Linked DNA regions of Homo sapiens: region 2 is linked to region 1. A link is a loop called in an ENCODE intact Hi-C map of the cell type or tissue named here. Cell type or tissue: K562. All regions are shown on one strand.

The links. Hi-C counts contacts between places; a loop is a spot of excess contacts. Peaks named below come from ENCODE experiments on the same cell type or tissue, not always from the same donor. Only the 100,000 strongest peaks of a DNase experiment are listed, where the experiment ranks them.
Region 2: it touches region 1 in a loop (7-fold over the local background); 14 of 110 quality-filtered maps call a loop at or near these places.

Annotation. Positions count from the first base shown.
Region 1 is chr3:98,018,604-98,026,603 of GRCh38, forward strand. GABRR3 (gamma-aminobutyric acid type A receptor subunit rho3) reads right to left here. Exons shown (of 10, transcript NM_001105580.3): 3 at 6,964-7,076. Among named protein-coding and RNA genes, the nearest start is that of GABRR3, 13 kb to the right of the region's middle. RefSeq lists an enhancer at 4,718-4,767. In K562, a CTCF peak has its summit at 4,814 (motif pointing left); a DNase peak (open chromatin) is centred at 4,818.
Region 2 is chr3:96,859,794-96,867,793 of GRCh38, forward strand. EPHA6 (EPH receptor A6) reads left to right here. Exons shown (of 18, transcript NM_001080448.3): 2 at 7,032-7,096. Among named protein-coding and RNA genes, the nearest start is that of EPHA6, 49 kb to the left of the region's middle. In K562, a CTCF peak has its summit at 3,535 (motif pointing right); no DNase peak of the experiment used is centred here.

The DNA.
Region 1 (8,000 bases):
TTAGTTTTGCGATGGAAATTTTATGTACATATGTGTTAAAATAATTTATATATTTATATATGTAGTCTTTTATATGTTCTCTTTCCATATAAGCCATTCTCGATTAAACCTTATTGTCTCTATAGTCCTGAGTTTTAAAAAATGTTTTCAATTATGGTTGAGAAAATATAAATCCTGCCTAAATGGATCCAAGCTGGTTGTTTTAATCGAGATTCAAAGATTTAGGCCGGGCGTGGTGGCTCACTCCTGTTATCCCAGCACTTTGGCAGGCCGAGGTGGACGGATCACTTGAGGACAGGAGTTTGAGACCAGCTTCACCAACATGGTGAAACCCCGTCTCTACTAAAAATACAAAAATTAGCCAGGCGTGATGGTGTGTGCTTGTAATTCCAGCTACTCGGAAGACTGACGCATGAGAATTGCTTGAATGCAGGAGGCAGGGGCTGCAGTGAGCTGAGATGGCGCCCCTGCACTCCAGTCTGGGTGACAGAGCTAGACTCTCTCTCAAAAAAAAAAAGAAAAAGAAAAAAGAAAAGAAAAGAAAGGAAAACAAAAGAAAAGAAGATAAAAGAAACAAAGAAAGATTTAGAGGAGTCAAGTCTGAAAAGCTTCCTTAATGAGGCTGAGGCTACGTAATGCCTGGATGTGCTACATGGGACAGGCGTGCCTATAATTCGACAGCCCTTTAAATGCATAATACTATAGAAACCCAAGGTATGTCTTGCCAGTCCTGTATCTTTTCTGTGACTGCCCCAGGAATTAACTGATGTCACCTTCACTTTATTAACAAATTCCCTTTTTTGGATCCTCAAATCCATGCCCTCGGTATCATTTTTTTACTTTCAAGGGTTTCAGGTGGCCAGGCACAGGGATGGCATGCAAATATATTCCTGCTTCAGGCTTCTGGAATACCTCAGTTACATCTTAACTACCATCTTCTTCCTGACATATTGGATCAATTACTATATACCCTATAACACTAATTATGACTTTTTTTTTTGAGACAGAGTTTCACTCCGTCGCCCAGGCTGGAGGGCAGTGGCACGATCTTGGCTCACTGCAACCTCTGCCTCCTGGGTTCAAGTGATTCTTGTGCCTCAACCTCCTGAGTAGCTGGGATTAGAGGCATGTGTCACCATGCCCAGCTAATTTTGTTCACCACGTTGGCTAGGCTGGTCTCAAACTCCTGACCTCAGGTGATCTGCCCGCCTAGGCCTCCTAAAGTGCTGGGATTACAGGCATGAATCACTGCACCTGGCCAAATTATGACAATTTTTAAATAGTGTTTAATGGTGATTTTGATTAAGCATTAACTTGGGAACATCTCACTATTATTCCTTCATAGGGTTTGGCTCTGGTGCTTTTTTACGTGTGTGTGCCTTTTTTCTTGGAATTAGTAGAATAATCAAAATAACAATTCACGAAAATATCTTTGCCATGGCTCTACCTGGTATTTTAGATTGAGTAAATCTTCCCAATAATTCCAAAACTCCAAGGGAAGAAAAAATTTGAAAAGGTCTTGGAGGAGCGGCAGAATGTCCCAAATGAAGTTCTAGCATGAAAGTCACTTAGGCTAGAGTTTGAAACCAGCTCCACAATTGTTATGTGAATGAGAGTAAGTAATGTCTCTAAGCTCAGTTTACCTGATTTATAAAATTTGTCTAGTAATACTTACCTTGGAGACTCATTTGAGGACTAGACATAGTACAGTTACTGAACTTAATTTGTAGTCAATAAATGGCATATAATAAATGTTATCACTACTGCAATTAAGCAAAAATATAAACCTGCCCCTTAGGAATGTAAGCCACTACTCCCAATCCTACGCACATTTAGATAATGAGTCCAATCTTCAAAAAAAAAAAAAAAAAAGGAAAAGAAAAAGATACAGTGCTTCTCATCATTTATTTATTTTTTTAAATCAGAGAGCAACTTGCAGCTAGTACCTCATGATTTATAAATAGATCCTAGTTGCTGACAACTGTCTCTACAAGCCTGGGGACAGTCTTGTAAAACTACCCTCCAAGGACCTATTTATGCCACTGTTGCCCAAGCACTGGAGCCTAAAGGTTGTTTGAAGGCTGATCTGAGATCGGGGTTAAAACATAGCTTGTCTATTAGGAATGGGTTTCTGGAAATACCTTCGATTTCTTCCTTTCGTCCTCCAGATTTATACTGGTTCTGGTGGGGATAAGCTCTTCCATTTGCAAGGAAAATGTATGCCCTTGGGTGCCGTCTGGCCTCATTTCTTTTTCTTTTTCTTTTTCTTTTTTTTTTTTTTTTTGAGATGGAGTCTCACTCAGGCTGGAGTGCAGTGGTGTAATCTCGGCTCACGGCAACCTCCACCTCCTGGGTTCAAGCGATTCTCTGGCCTCAGCCTCCTGAGGAGCTGGGATTACAGGCATGCACTACCACCCCTGGATAATTTTTTTTTTATTTTTAGTAGAGACTGGGTTTCATCATGTTGGTCAGGCTGGTCTCGAACTCCTGACCTCAAATGATCCGCCTGCTTCGGCCTCCCAAAGTGCTGGGATTACAGGCGTGAGCCACTGCACCAGGCCGTCATTTCTGCCTGGTTTGAGCTCCATGTCCCACTGCACCTTATTCATGGGTTTGAGGAACTGTATTACGCTCTAGCATTCTTGAGGATAGAGTAGAGAGTGAGCAGCATGTAAAGCCAAAACGCAGAATCAGAGTTTGGGAGCCAGATAAAAGCTCCAAAGATCGTTCTTTTTACAAAAAAGGAGCTGAGTCACAGATAGAAGGTGGCAATAAAGCATATGGATTCAAATCCATGGAATTTGTAGCCATATAAACCTGAGTTAGTACCAAACTTCTGTAAATACCTCAACTCCTCATGTAATCTGTAAAACAGAACTAAATATATGGTACCTACTTTTTGGGTTGCTGTGATTATGTGAAAGGAAGCTTGTCAAGTCCTTAGCCTAACCCCATTCAGATGTATTAAAACCAACTTACATGTTATCTATCTATTGGATCAGTAATAAATGTAACAGTGTAAATAATAATTTTTAGATAATTTTATTAATTCAGTACCTAAAGCATTTAAAATATAGTGAAAATTAAATAAATATTAACCATTACGATGATTGTGTTGATTTCTCAGGATCACTAACTAGGTAGTAGCACACACATTTATAATCCTTTTTGTATATGGCAAGATATAGCATCTATTTGGTTTTTATGCAGGCTGGAATAATGAGGGCTAAATAAAAGTTATACATCTGATTTGTATAATGCATTTAAAGTTCATTATATAATATATCATCTAATCTTTTAATTATAGCTGCTTTGTTAGCTAGAGAGAGCTGATTTTAGCTCCTCTTGACACGAGGGAGTGCATACTCAGAGAGGTTACAACACGTGCCTGAAACCCAAAGTTAGTTAATGATAGGAAAGTAGCCAGATCCTTCTGACTCACAGTATAGTCCTCTCCTTTGACAAGCAAAGACTGTGCAAGCAGCTTTTATAACTTTAGCTTTTGTCTTGACTCTGTAGCCAGTATCTGCATACTGAAATGATTTCACTTTGAAGAAACAAAGAAATTATCATCTATAAAACTAAAACAAAAAAGCCCTTAGTTATGGGAGACGTAAAAGGTGGGGAAAACATAAATAAAGAAAATGAGCTGCAATTTATAACCCAAGTTAAACAAAAAGCTCCCCTAAATTTATATCCTCCTGTTTCCACATAATGAGTCAATTAATCTTCTAATGCTTTATAAAAGTAAAAAACACTGCAGTAGCAGCTGGTTTTAATGTTAAAGCTAATTAGGAAGACACATTAAGGCAAGAGAAGTGCTGAAGTTAACATTTAGCTCAAGAGGGAAAAAGTATGTGCGTGTGTTTGTGTTGCGGACAAGCATAAAGAAAGAAGATAAATTAAAGCTTGTCTTTTATATTCTGCAGTCTGATTTCCCCAAGGAAGGCAGCCATGAGAACAGAGAAATGGGTCACTGGTATAAGAAGCTGTTCTGACCAAGACAGGCAAGAGAAGGTTAAGGGGTGTCTTTCACAGAGCTACCAGACTGACACTTCTGACTGAATTTATGAAGATTTTTCGGCTCAAACTGACTAATCACACAAGCCATTTGGACACCATTTCACCCCAGTATATGATTGTCAGAAAAATTTCTTAATCATGGGATGATTTGCCGCCTGCCACTAAGTAGCACATTTCAATTGCATTTTTAACAACCCTACGAAGTCGCCTCGGGAAAGAAAGTATTTTTAAAAAAATGCATTTTCATTTAAAAAAAATCTTTAAATGTATCTCTAACAGATCAAGCACAGTGGAAATTTCAGGTCAATTTCATGTTTTTCTGGACGGGGGGAGGACGAGGTAGGGATGGAGAATGAAGGCATACATGTTTTAAGATAAGAGAGGAGAGTTGGCTCTCCGTCATCTACAGGAGTGCTTCTCAAACTGTAAGGTTTAGGGGAATCACTGCAGAGTTTTATTTAGAATCCTGAGTTGGGGCCCGTGCATCTGCATTTCTAACTCCCAGGTGATTCTGCGGCTGGTCCATGGACCACTTTGAGTGTCAAAGCCTCTCTAGACCGCACTTGGTTCAAGGTCTACATTCAAGGATAGTCATTTTTCTCTCAATCTTTCTTCCTTTACATGGCCTCAAATAATCTCCATAAAAACCCTTTCCTCTAGGATAGGAGCGAGTTTAACTGAGAAATCTAACCTGACATGAATTAGGGCAGGTTTTTGAATTCGTGTTGAAAAGAGCTTCCAACTGTGGCTCCGGAGTGGCCAGTTTCAAGCCATTCCTGTGTGACTGGCGCCCCCTGGTGGCCGAAAACCCAGGGACAGGCAAATGTATCGACTGAAGATTCCTGCTTGTTATATGGTGGTAGGGGAAATATTTTAAAGATCTTTTATAGAATCACAGGGACCAAGGTACAAAATATCTGCGTAGTAGTTGTAGAACCTATTATATAAACTTTGGGAAAATTTGGCTGGGGAAACACAGTTGAGAACGGTCGTAAGGAAGATACATAAGAGAAGTAGTGAAGAAAAGTAAAAAAAGATAAAGAAATAGTCTCAGAAGAAAAAAAGAGACATATTTCTAAACCTGCTTCATCTCAAGGCTTCTGAAATCTTAAATTATGATTCAATAAGTGTGAAAAATGCTCTGCAAAACAAAAAATTAAACTCACCATGATTTCATCTGATGCTGATCACCTAATACAGTGATCACCTAATACAGCGATTCTCTGGCCTCAGCCTCCCGAGGAGCTCTCAAATTGTGATTCTCAGACCAGCAGCATCACCTAGGAATTTGTTAGAAACGCAAATGGTTGGCCCCACCCAGATCTAGTGGGTCAGAGACTCTGGGGGTGGAACCCAGTAAGCTGTGCCTTCAGAACCCCCAGGTGATCCTGATGCTCACCAAAGTCTGAGTCACAAATGTGATGAAATCAAGGTTAGACCCTTAGAATTGGCCGGGTGTGGTGGCTTACACCTGTAATCCCAGCACTCTGGGAGGCCGAGGTGGGTGGATCACCTGAAGTCAGGAGTTTGAGAACAACCTGACCAACAGGGTGAAACCCTCTCTCTACTAAAACATGCAACAATTAGCTTGGCCTGGTTTCACGTGCCTGTAATCCCAGCTACTTGGGAGGCTGAGGCTGGAGAATCACTTGAATCTGGGAAGTGGAGGATGCAGTGAGCCGAGATCGCGCCACTGCATGCCAGCAATCCAGCCTGGGTGACAGAGTGAGACTCCGTCTCAAAAAAAAAAAAAAAAAAAAAAAAGAACAGGAACCACATGGATTTCAGGAAATTGAAAAAACAAACAACCACCCCCTAAAAAAATCCAATCCTCAACGTGAGAATATTTAACATACGTTTTTGTTTTGCCTGTTAACAAATTAGTTCTCTGCAGTACCTACATGCCTATTGTGCTTCCCTTGGTCATAACCACATCATGAGAAGAGTATCCCCCGCCCTGAACACTTGCGGTATTCGTTATTCATCAGAAGGCTGTATCTGTTATACTGCCAGAGGATCTTTCTTCTCACCCTCATCCATACTTCCCTCATCTCCACATCTCTAGGATTCTCAAAAGTTGTCAGTTCAGGAATTGTGGAAGTGGAAGGCTCCATCAATGAAAGAAGAATCAGGATGGATTTAGCTGTAAGCCAGAGAGTTTAACCTGATGATTTCACCATATCCTGTGTATTGTTGGAAAACTTGGTACCCTCAGTGATGCAACTGTGTGTACATTAAGTAGTCTAAGGAGAAGAAAGTCTTTGTTCCAATTATGTACCTGTAATATGAATTTTCATCTTCTTTACCTGCCATCGCAGCTCAGCTCTACCACTTTCTGTTTTCATGGCCTTGGGCAAATCTCTTAACCTCTCTTAAGACCCAGTGTTCACATTGCAATATTAAGTATCATGACAGTGCCTATTTCATAGGATCACTGTGAGGATGGAATAAGATAGTACATTAAGGGGTATTCTAACACTTGATCAATCTTAATTGCTAGAAGTGATAAACCGTTTTTAAAAGACAATTCAGCAGAGTACGTTCAGAGGAAGCCATGGCATTTGCCATACTAATTCTTCCCCCAAAGCATGGCATTCTAGCTCATAAGAATATTCAATAAGATTTTATAAATAACATGTATCCAATTTAAGGATTTTAGTTAGAAAATAAGTTGGTGTATAGGCAACATATATCCATTCTCTATTTATGGAACACATACTATTTACTACAGTGTGCATAGTAGGAAAATGAGTTTTTTTGGTCAATTTAAAATGGATAACTCATCAATTGTTCTCATTAAAGAGAAGGTGATTGTAAAAGCCTTCTTTTTTTGTTTTAAACTGATGGACTTTACTTGCATTTTGGTCTTGTTTTAAATTTTCACCTCCATTTTGACAGTGCAATGGGTTTTGAAATGAATTTTGAGAGGATAATACTCACCTCCAAATCCAGGTCTCATTGCGAAATCGTTGTCCTCTATATGGAGAAGTTGCTCATATTTCTGAGGCCGCGCTTTGGTACTGTCATCTTTCTTCATTCTAGTTTCTTGTTTGCTGTTCCCCCAAAGGGAAAAAAAAAACTTCTGAGATACATATGCTTCTGGATATTTTGATTTAGGTTAGCCATCTGTGCTCAACATAACATGTTCTGAAATACATACATAAAAGCTCATTTTCTCAGTTCATATTAAGCCAAAGAGCTGTCAACATTTGTTCTTTATTATATAAGTGTGGAGCAAATAAGGTAAACCAAATTTTGGAGCACATTAAGTGACAAACTCAGTTGGATTTAATGCACAAACTCATATTGTTTCTCAGAATACGGTTTTTAGACCTGGAAAATCCCAATTACCTGAGTGGAGGTGATCAAAACTCAGATTCATGGACTCCTGTCCCAGATCAACTAAATCAGTCCCCTAGGAAGCAGGGCCTAGTAATCTGCACCTGAACAAGCTACCTAGGTGATCCTTGGGGTCACTGGGGCTGAACAATCTCTGCACGAAGACAGCGAGAAAACGAAAGGACCGCAAGATTGTAAACAGATTAAGGCAGTGTTCTACAAAGACAAAATGAGCAGAAAATACAGGGTGCAGGCTGAGAGCGCACCGGGCAGAATTCCCATCCGGGGTTCTAGAGCCTGAGGGATGGCAATATTTATGCCTGAAGCCAGGTCAAATTGTGAAGTAGGTGATGTCTGTTTTTACCTACAGTTCTCTAGGACGAAGGAAAGCAGGCAGTGGCCTCTTGGCCCTAGGTGTCCTGACTGGGAATAAGGCCCTGTCTCTCCCTGTGTCGGTGAGCTTGAGCAGGTTGCTGGACCTCCCTGATTTGTTTTCTGCCCTGTGACACCTACTTCTCAGTGATACTGTGGGTGTGGAGGGGAAATGTCTGTTTTAGCATAGCTCCTTTGTGAGCAACTTGCAGCAGCCTTCAGCCGGAGACCTTGCTCAGCACCTCCTTCCAGAAAAAGGTGGCTGT
Region 2 (8,000 bases), 1.2 Mb before region 1:
GTACAATTACTGACAATTTTGATGGTGATTTTGAAGATGTGATATGGGATGTCTGCCCTTTTAGAAGAGCAATTTAAACTACACAGTCTACTAAATAGCTGCAGTCATTTTTTGTCTGCACCTTCTAAATGAGGGCATTTTAATCTGTTCTGCTATATATGCTATAAACTATGGCATGTGAGTTGACACAAAAATCCTAGTAGTGAAAGTTAAAGTAGAAAACTGGTATACCTTGAAGGTAGGCATTGTAACTTACAGACTTTCTATATCCTATAGCGTCCAATATATAGAGTTTAAATATAACAGAGACTTAAGAAATGTTTGTTGAAATAACATCAAAATGTATGATGTAAAATCAGGTAACATTTCTTGACTGCTTAGGTCCTAGTTAGGGAAGTTAACATCTATTTTCATTATGTCCATGTAAATGTAATGGAGGGAACAAACAAAACTGCAGGAAGAAAAATTTTCCCATCTTCAAGAAAAAAGACTAAACTTTCATTCTCATAATTTTTTTCACAGACTCAAAGTTATTTTTTTCCTTTCCAATATAAAGCCACTGTTATTTTTTTTTAAAGTAACGGTTTCAGTAGTTTCTTTTAGACCTTTCTTCCATTATATAGAAATGGTTTTGGATTGAGATGGCCATTATATTGTAGATATAACTTACAAGTAAGTAGTTATAATCTCTTTTATCAGGACCATTAAACCAATGATTTAAGTGTATTTCAGACCTTAAGTTTCATAATATTCTTCAAAAAATTGGAAAATGTCCAAAGCCCATAAAAGACTAGTGGGAACATAAGAAAGGTTAGAACTAGAAAGGCAAGACACATGTTTGATGCTGTGTAAGCAATGGGGAACATGTTCAATGGTTTGAGCTAAATGGGGCACTTCTTTGTGAGAGATGAGAGACTCGCAACATTTATTAAATATAAGACTAGAAAATCTAAGACTATAGCCAAATAGTCTTTTCTACCTATTTAATCCCTGAGTAATTGAGACAAATGTAAATAATATAGGTCTCAACTGAATTTGCTTACGAAGTGCTGAAGATGTCAAAATAGAGGAAGCATCTAATTGCTATTAATTAGGGACATGCCAAATTTTCTTTTACTCATTTTTAACCACACAGATAACAGAACAATTTTATAGGAAAGCACAACTTTTGAGGTAACTCATTAATAAATATCAATGACCTTGCTCAGGAGCCCAGGAGGGAACCTGTAGTTTGGTGACCTTGTGATAGATCACATCCACACCCGAGTTATCCTTTGGTCTCTGTGGTAAGTGCTGGTAATAGCAGGTTTTAGGAATGATTATAAGGCTGAAGCAAATATAGCTCTGTCAGTCAGGATAAGGATCTGGAGGTTCTTGGAATGAGTGAAATAAGAAGGTATGAAAGTCAAGATGAACATTTCTAGTAATATTTTAATCAACTATTAACCATTCATTATTTGGATAAGGTTTTCAGTGATAGTTCTTGCTCTAGAGTATAACTTGCTTTCTAAGTAATAGCAAACTGCTTCACTTGATTTATCCTGAAAGTAATTTAGTTAGGTAGAAAATTATATAGCTTGAGTGTTTTGCCCTTTTTTTTCTATTTAAGATAACAGTGAAGAAAAGTAATTTTTTATTTTTATACCTTATTTTAGTAACTAAGGGAATCATCTATTTTTAAGAAGGGACAGAGATATTTGAATGTTTTCTGAAAAAGATACTCTCTAGCAGAGTAGAAAACTGAAAGGTGTAATTTCAAAAGTTCTAGACTTGATTTTATTCTCTAATTAGAAAAAGCTAACATCACTATGTTCATATTACCTTATACTTACAAATAGAATTTCCAATCTCAGATGTAACTGAAGGGATAGATAAAATTAAAATAATGAACACCCTCTATGTTAAAAACATGGAAACAAGCAAAAACCACAAAAAATAAGAATAACCACCACAACAAAACAAAATGCTGTAAGTACACCTACTAAACAAATAATTGATCTCAGGTTCTAGATAAAAGTAGCTTTGTTGTTTTTAAGAAAGTATGATCCTCTTTAGAAGATTTTATCTTAAAATATTCCAAGTACAGAGAGGACCATACCAGGAGTCAACATAATTCAGTGTTGATTTAAAGCAATCTATGTTAGATTTTTTTCAGAATTAAATATGGTTGCAACTCCGTGTGAGGGTAGTTACCCATATTATATATATCTGAAAGTAAAAATTTTTGGTTCTTACCTTTCAGAAATATACAGTGATGTTAAAACTGGATTAATTTGATAATCTAAATGTCAGTTTAAAGCATTTAAACAGTATTATATTTAAATGGACTGCTTCTAAAATGTAACGTATAAAGATACATGTTTGTTTATATATCTATAATTCGAAGTATTCTCTGATTGTATCTGGTCATGATGTTAGAAGTATTGTCTTTGTTTATTGGTGTTTTTTAAGAGCTATTGGAGGTAGTAGAGTGTTACAGTTAGTGGAACATAGAACCATCATAAACCTCTACTGATGTGCTGTTACTGAGTGACTTAGTAACTTTACTTAGTAACTCAGAACCTTAAGCTGGGCCTTAAAGCTTCTAAATTGAATGATTCTAGGAAGAAACCCCTTACTTTTTTTTCATAAGGTTTGTTAGAGAAAGTTCTCAAACATGTATTTATGATTGTCTGAACTTTAAAACATATTGATAAATCTTTGGACTCAATTTACATGACATTGACTTAAATTTTTACAACAAAATTATCCTAAAAGAATAGCTACTTTCTTAGTGGCTTGATTTATCTCTTCCTTGTGTAATTTTTCAAAGTGATATATGAATAAAATCTCATCCTTTTCTTACTGTGCTATCTGAATAAAGATGATCTTCTATTATATACTATAAATCAATATGCTAATTGTTTTTAAACTAATACCTTTTAGATTTACTGAAATGATGTAGATAAAGACTTGATAAAATATTTAAAGGCAAGAAGTTAATATTTAGCTTTTTATTCTTAGGTAATCATAACTTTCAGATTTAATCCAGTACTATTAAATTTGTGTTTATCATTTGATATTGTCTTTTAAAACATTATGAAATTTTCTTATAATTTCCAAAAGCATGAATAAAGGCAACTCTAATACACTAAAAGACATGTTCAGAAAGAAATATAATATGCTGAAAATTTTTTTCTAAAAGTTAATAGGAAAATTGTATGCAGTTACACAGACACATTCTATGCATTATGTTGCTTACAAAACAAAATGTGTATTTTTAGAACTTTATTTTATTGCCCCCAGGCTATTTTTTTTGTTTTATTCAATTTCTCAATTTATGCTATGAATAAATAATTGTATTTTCATTTGTACTCTTTACATAAATAATAGGTGTTAATCTTCCTATTTAAACATTGCTATTATATTAAAAATGGAAAAGTATTGGCTTTTTTACTGATGTTAATGCTGATGTAATTTTTTTTCTTCCTACTGAGTTTACAGTGTTTTTGCTGTCTGGTAGGGACTAGGTAACTTTTGTTTGGAGCCAGCAGGAGGAGCTCTCACCTTGCTGTGTTCAACGTAATTAGTGTGCCTGAAAAACCTGAATTTGTGGGGGTTTTGTATGTGAAACAAATGATAAAATTAAAATATTTACTACATATCTCTAAAATTCTAAATTTTATTTTAATATTGAAATATAATTCACCTGTCTGAAATGCAAATTTGGAATCTTATTTTTTTAAAGAATTTTTAAGAGGTATCATTGCAATTTAATCAAATAAAGCAGTTAGGTCAATCTTGTTTCTGGAAGATACTAAGAAACAACAAAAAATGTTTTCTAAGCATTTGCACTATAATAGGTACATACATATTTTCCTTTTTTACTTGTTTTGAAGTGAATATACTTCACAGTTTACAACTATGAATACTGAGAACAAAGCAGGCTTAATATGTTTTAGAAACAATAATTAAATGAATTAATGAATTAACTTATTGGTCATAATTCCTATATAAAACTTATAAAAAGGAAATAGCTGTTGATAGATTTCAATACGCATTAGAGATTTTAGACACTTAGCTCTAATGAAAGCCTTGATTTGAATGTTGTGATTTGTAGGTTGTACCAGTGAATTTTCTGCAGAAATCTTTGATGAGAAAATTAGAATAAAACTTATGAACATTTAAAAATCACCATAAGAAATACTGATGTTTCTCTCCATTAAGTGAAGTACATATTAAAACAATAATGAGTTACTGTTGCACACCTGATAGAATGACTTTAAAAAACTGGACAAAACCAAGTCCTGGTTTGTACAGGAATGGGAAAACCATACATTTCCCTATTGTGAATCTAAAATTTCACAGCAGTCAGTTTTGGAATCCAGATGGATAGTTTATTTAAAAAACAAACATTTTCTGTATAACCCACTAATCTTACTCCTTGTTATTAACCCTGGAGAAATAAAAGCATAGGTTCATATAAAAAATCTGTATAGGAAAGCTTAGGGTGGCCTATGTATAATGTTCTTAACTGGAAATAGCCCAGATGTCCATCAACTAGGGAATTCCATACAGTGGAATAGGTTTCAGCAACAAAAAGGAACAGTTGAAACATGCAGTGACATAGATGGATCTCAAATGCATATGTGAAGTAAGGAAACCAGGCTCAAAAGGCTACATGCTATATGATTTCATTTATTTGACACTCTGGAAAAGACAAAGCTACAGGGAAAGAAATCAGATTAGTGGTTACCAGAGGATGGGGTAGGAAAGGGATTTCTTATAAAGGGCCACAAGAAATTTTGGGAGGGTAATGGACGTATTCTCTAGCTTGATTGTAGCCATGGTTCCATGGATGTAGGAGTTTGTCATGATTTACAAAAATGTACATTTAAAGAGGGTGGATTTGTTGTGAGTCAAACAAATTTTAATAAATCTAACTGATAAGACATGGGGAAACTTATAGATTTAAAAAAAACACTTAAACAGGAATGCCAACTAACTTATTAGCATTTATTTGAATCTCGGCTTCTTTTCAAATGAGACAATAAAGAATATTGAACACTGTCTGGATATGTCATTGCATTAAGGAATTTTTATATTAATGAATTAAGATATTGTAAGTATATTAAAAGAGTATTTTGGAAATACATGTTGAATTTTTATACAGGTGAAATGATAAGATTCCTGAAATTTACTTCAAATGAAATCTTATAGTGGGGAAGTAGGTAAAAATGTATACAAGAAACAAGATTGGACATTAATTGGTAATTATTGAACCTGAGTGATGAGTATGTGAGGGTTCATTGTACTGTTTTTTACTACTTCAAAAAGTATTTGAAAATTTCTCACAATAAAAATTGATTAAAATTTATGACTTAGTTTTACAAATGTATGTTTAGTGAATAGATTTTAACAATACTAAAGGAATATTCTGCAATGAGTAAGTAGAGTTTAACCCAGGAATTTAAGGATACTTTCATATCTGAAAAATGTATCAATAAAATTTATCACAGTGGTTCACCTAAGTAAAACCTCAGAATCTTTAGAGTAGACACCAAACAGCAGGTGCCAAATAACATACTCACAATTGCATTTTAAAAAATTATAGATGAGAAACCCCCAGCCAGGTGCCTTGGCTCACACCTGTAATCCCAGCACTTTGGGAGGTCAAGGTGGGAGGGTCACTTGAGGCCAGGAGTTCAAGACCTGTCTGCATAGCATAGTAAGACCTTGTCTCTACAATAAATGAAAAAATTAGCTGGGCACAGTGGTGCGTGCCTGTAGTCCCAGCTACTCAGAAGGCTGAGGCAGGGGGATCGCCTTGAGTCTAGGAGTTCAAAGCTTCAGTGAGTATGATTGTGCCAGTGAACTCCAACCTGGGCAACAGAGCAAGACCTGTCTCTTTAAAAAACAAACAAAAAAAAAAAAAAAAAAAAAGGAAAAAGAAATCTCACTTCCTTAACAAGATGAAAAACCAAAATTAATGATGTGGTACCAAAGCATTGTTTCTCAGAGTGAGGTTCATGGCCTACTGACATCTGGAGGCCTAGGAGGTAGTAGTTAAAAATAAATATCTGCTGAATCATGAGCTGTCCACATTTACCTGCCAGAAACGCTACAAAAACCCTCCTTAGTTGATCTCCATCTGTCTTTCCCAATCGTTTCTATCATCTAACTTTCCCCAAGTAGTCTCCACCCCTACAACTGAGAACTGATTTAGTCATATTTCAGTTAGTTTATAGAAAGTATTCTAAAATAAAAAAAAATCTTATCATATCTGATTGAAACCCCCTCATCCTAGACCAGTTCAAATTGGATCCCGTTTGTGAAGTTCTCCCAGAACTGCCAACCCAACTTTAGCTTAACTTAATTGCTAAGATGTTAATATAATCTTCACTTTTATAACTTAACAGAAAATGTTGTTATGTGTTTACATGTCTGCTTTTTTGACAAGATTATGAATTACTTTTGGTCAGGAAAAGAGATAGATGGTTTTTACGTTTGGTTTCGCATCTTATAGCCATAAGTAAACTACCTAGTGTATATAATAATAATGTAGTCAGTGCTTTAAAGATTATAAGATTTTTCAAAATGAGTTTTTTTAATACTTGGCTGATAATATATAAGGACATTTAATAGCACAAAAAGAGAATCAAGAAATCTGCTTTAATACAGGATTTTCTTCCTGAATGTGGTCTAAAAATACTGTAAATGAAAGTGGGGGAAAAGCAAAGGTAGTTATTTTATCAGTTTTAAACATCTGCTATTAAAAAGACTTAATTCTGTTTAATAATTTCATTTAGCATTGTTTAACAAAAATATACATACTTTAATTTCTAAATACTTTATGCATTTTATCATTACTTAATACTATTTTATATTAATATTTAATATGTAAATTTCTGAAGATAACTCATTAAACTTAATTCAGTGAATAATAGTAAGTGTAATTGACATTAATGATTTTTATTATAACTTTAATAATTTAATATATTTTTGCATTAGTTGAGAAATTCATGGAATTTTTATTTTCTATTTAATTCCAGTTGTGTTGCTTGATACAACAACTGTACTGGGAGAGCTAGGATGGAAAACATATCCATTAAATGGGGTAAGTTTAAATATCTGAAAAATTGCTGTCTTTTTTAGATTTTTAAGATCTCCTAATAGTTGATGGAACAGTGAATTTTGGGCCCTACTTGTTATGAATTTTGACATATAACTTACATCCCATAGAAAAGGTTAAAATACAATTAGAACTGGTAATCAGTGGGAATGATATGTAAAGCTCCTTCCTCTCTCCTAAATTAGTAATTATTCTTTAATACTGTGTTTATACATAGTGACATTAGAATATCTCCCATATAAATATTTTCCTTAAATATAAATTTCTGTGTGTAAGTTTATATATGTTACATTTATGTTAAATTTGATAACCTCGATGAGTATTTGTGCATAAATAAACTTTAAACTACTGTAGTATAAATGGATTGTGCAAATATTAACAATTTGGTTTTTAATACAGAATACAAGTCTACTAAAATATTATGCATTTTTGAACTTGGTGAAAATATACAAGGTGATTAGGTTTTTGTTAACTGAAATAGTTGTATTTAAAGGCTTGTTAAGGATGTGTAATTTGCAAAATATAGTTTTTCATGGACCAACATTTTAGCTATGGTTGTACTTGACTTTTTATATATTTTTATATATTTTGCATCATTTTCATATTACAATATATGTCTACTTCTCATTTTCACACTGAGCTAAAATAAAAGGGTGGTTTCTAAAGCATTTTGCTTTGATTTTTGTCTAGTTAATCAAAATATTGAATAATAGAGGCAGTCACATGTTTTCAGATACACTTGGGTTAGCTTTCCTTTTTTTCCTTAGAAATGGTAATTTTCTTATTAATCACATTCTTAGTTGACATTTTCACATTGCTTCTTCTATTATATCTTCAAATTTAAACCTCAAAGGAGAAATTGATCCAAATATGTTTTATTCTTTTAGAA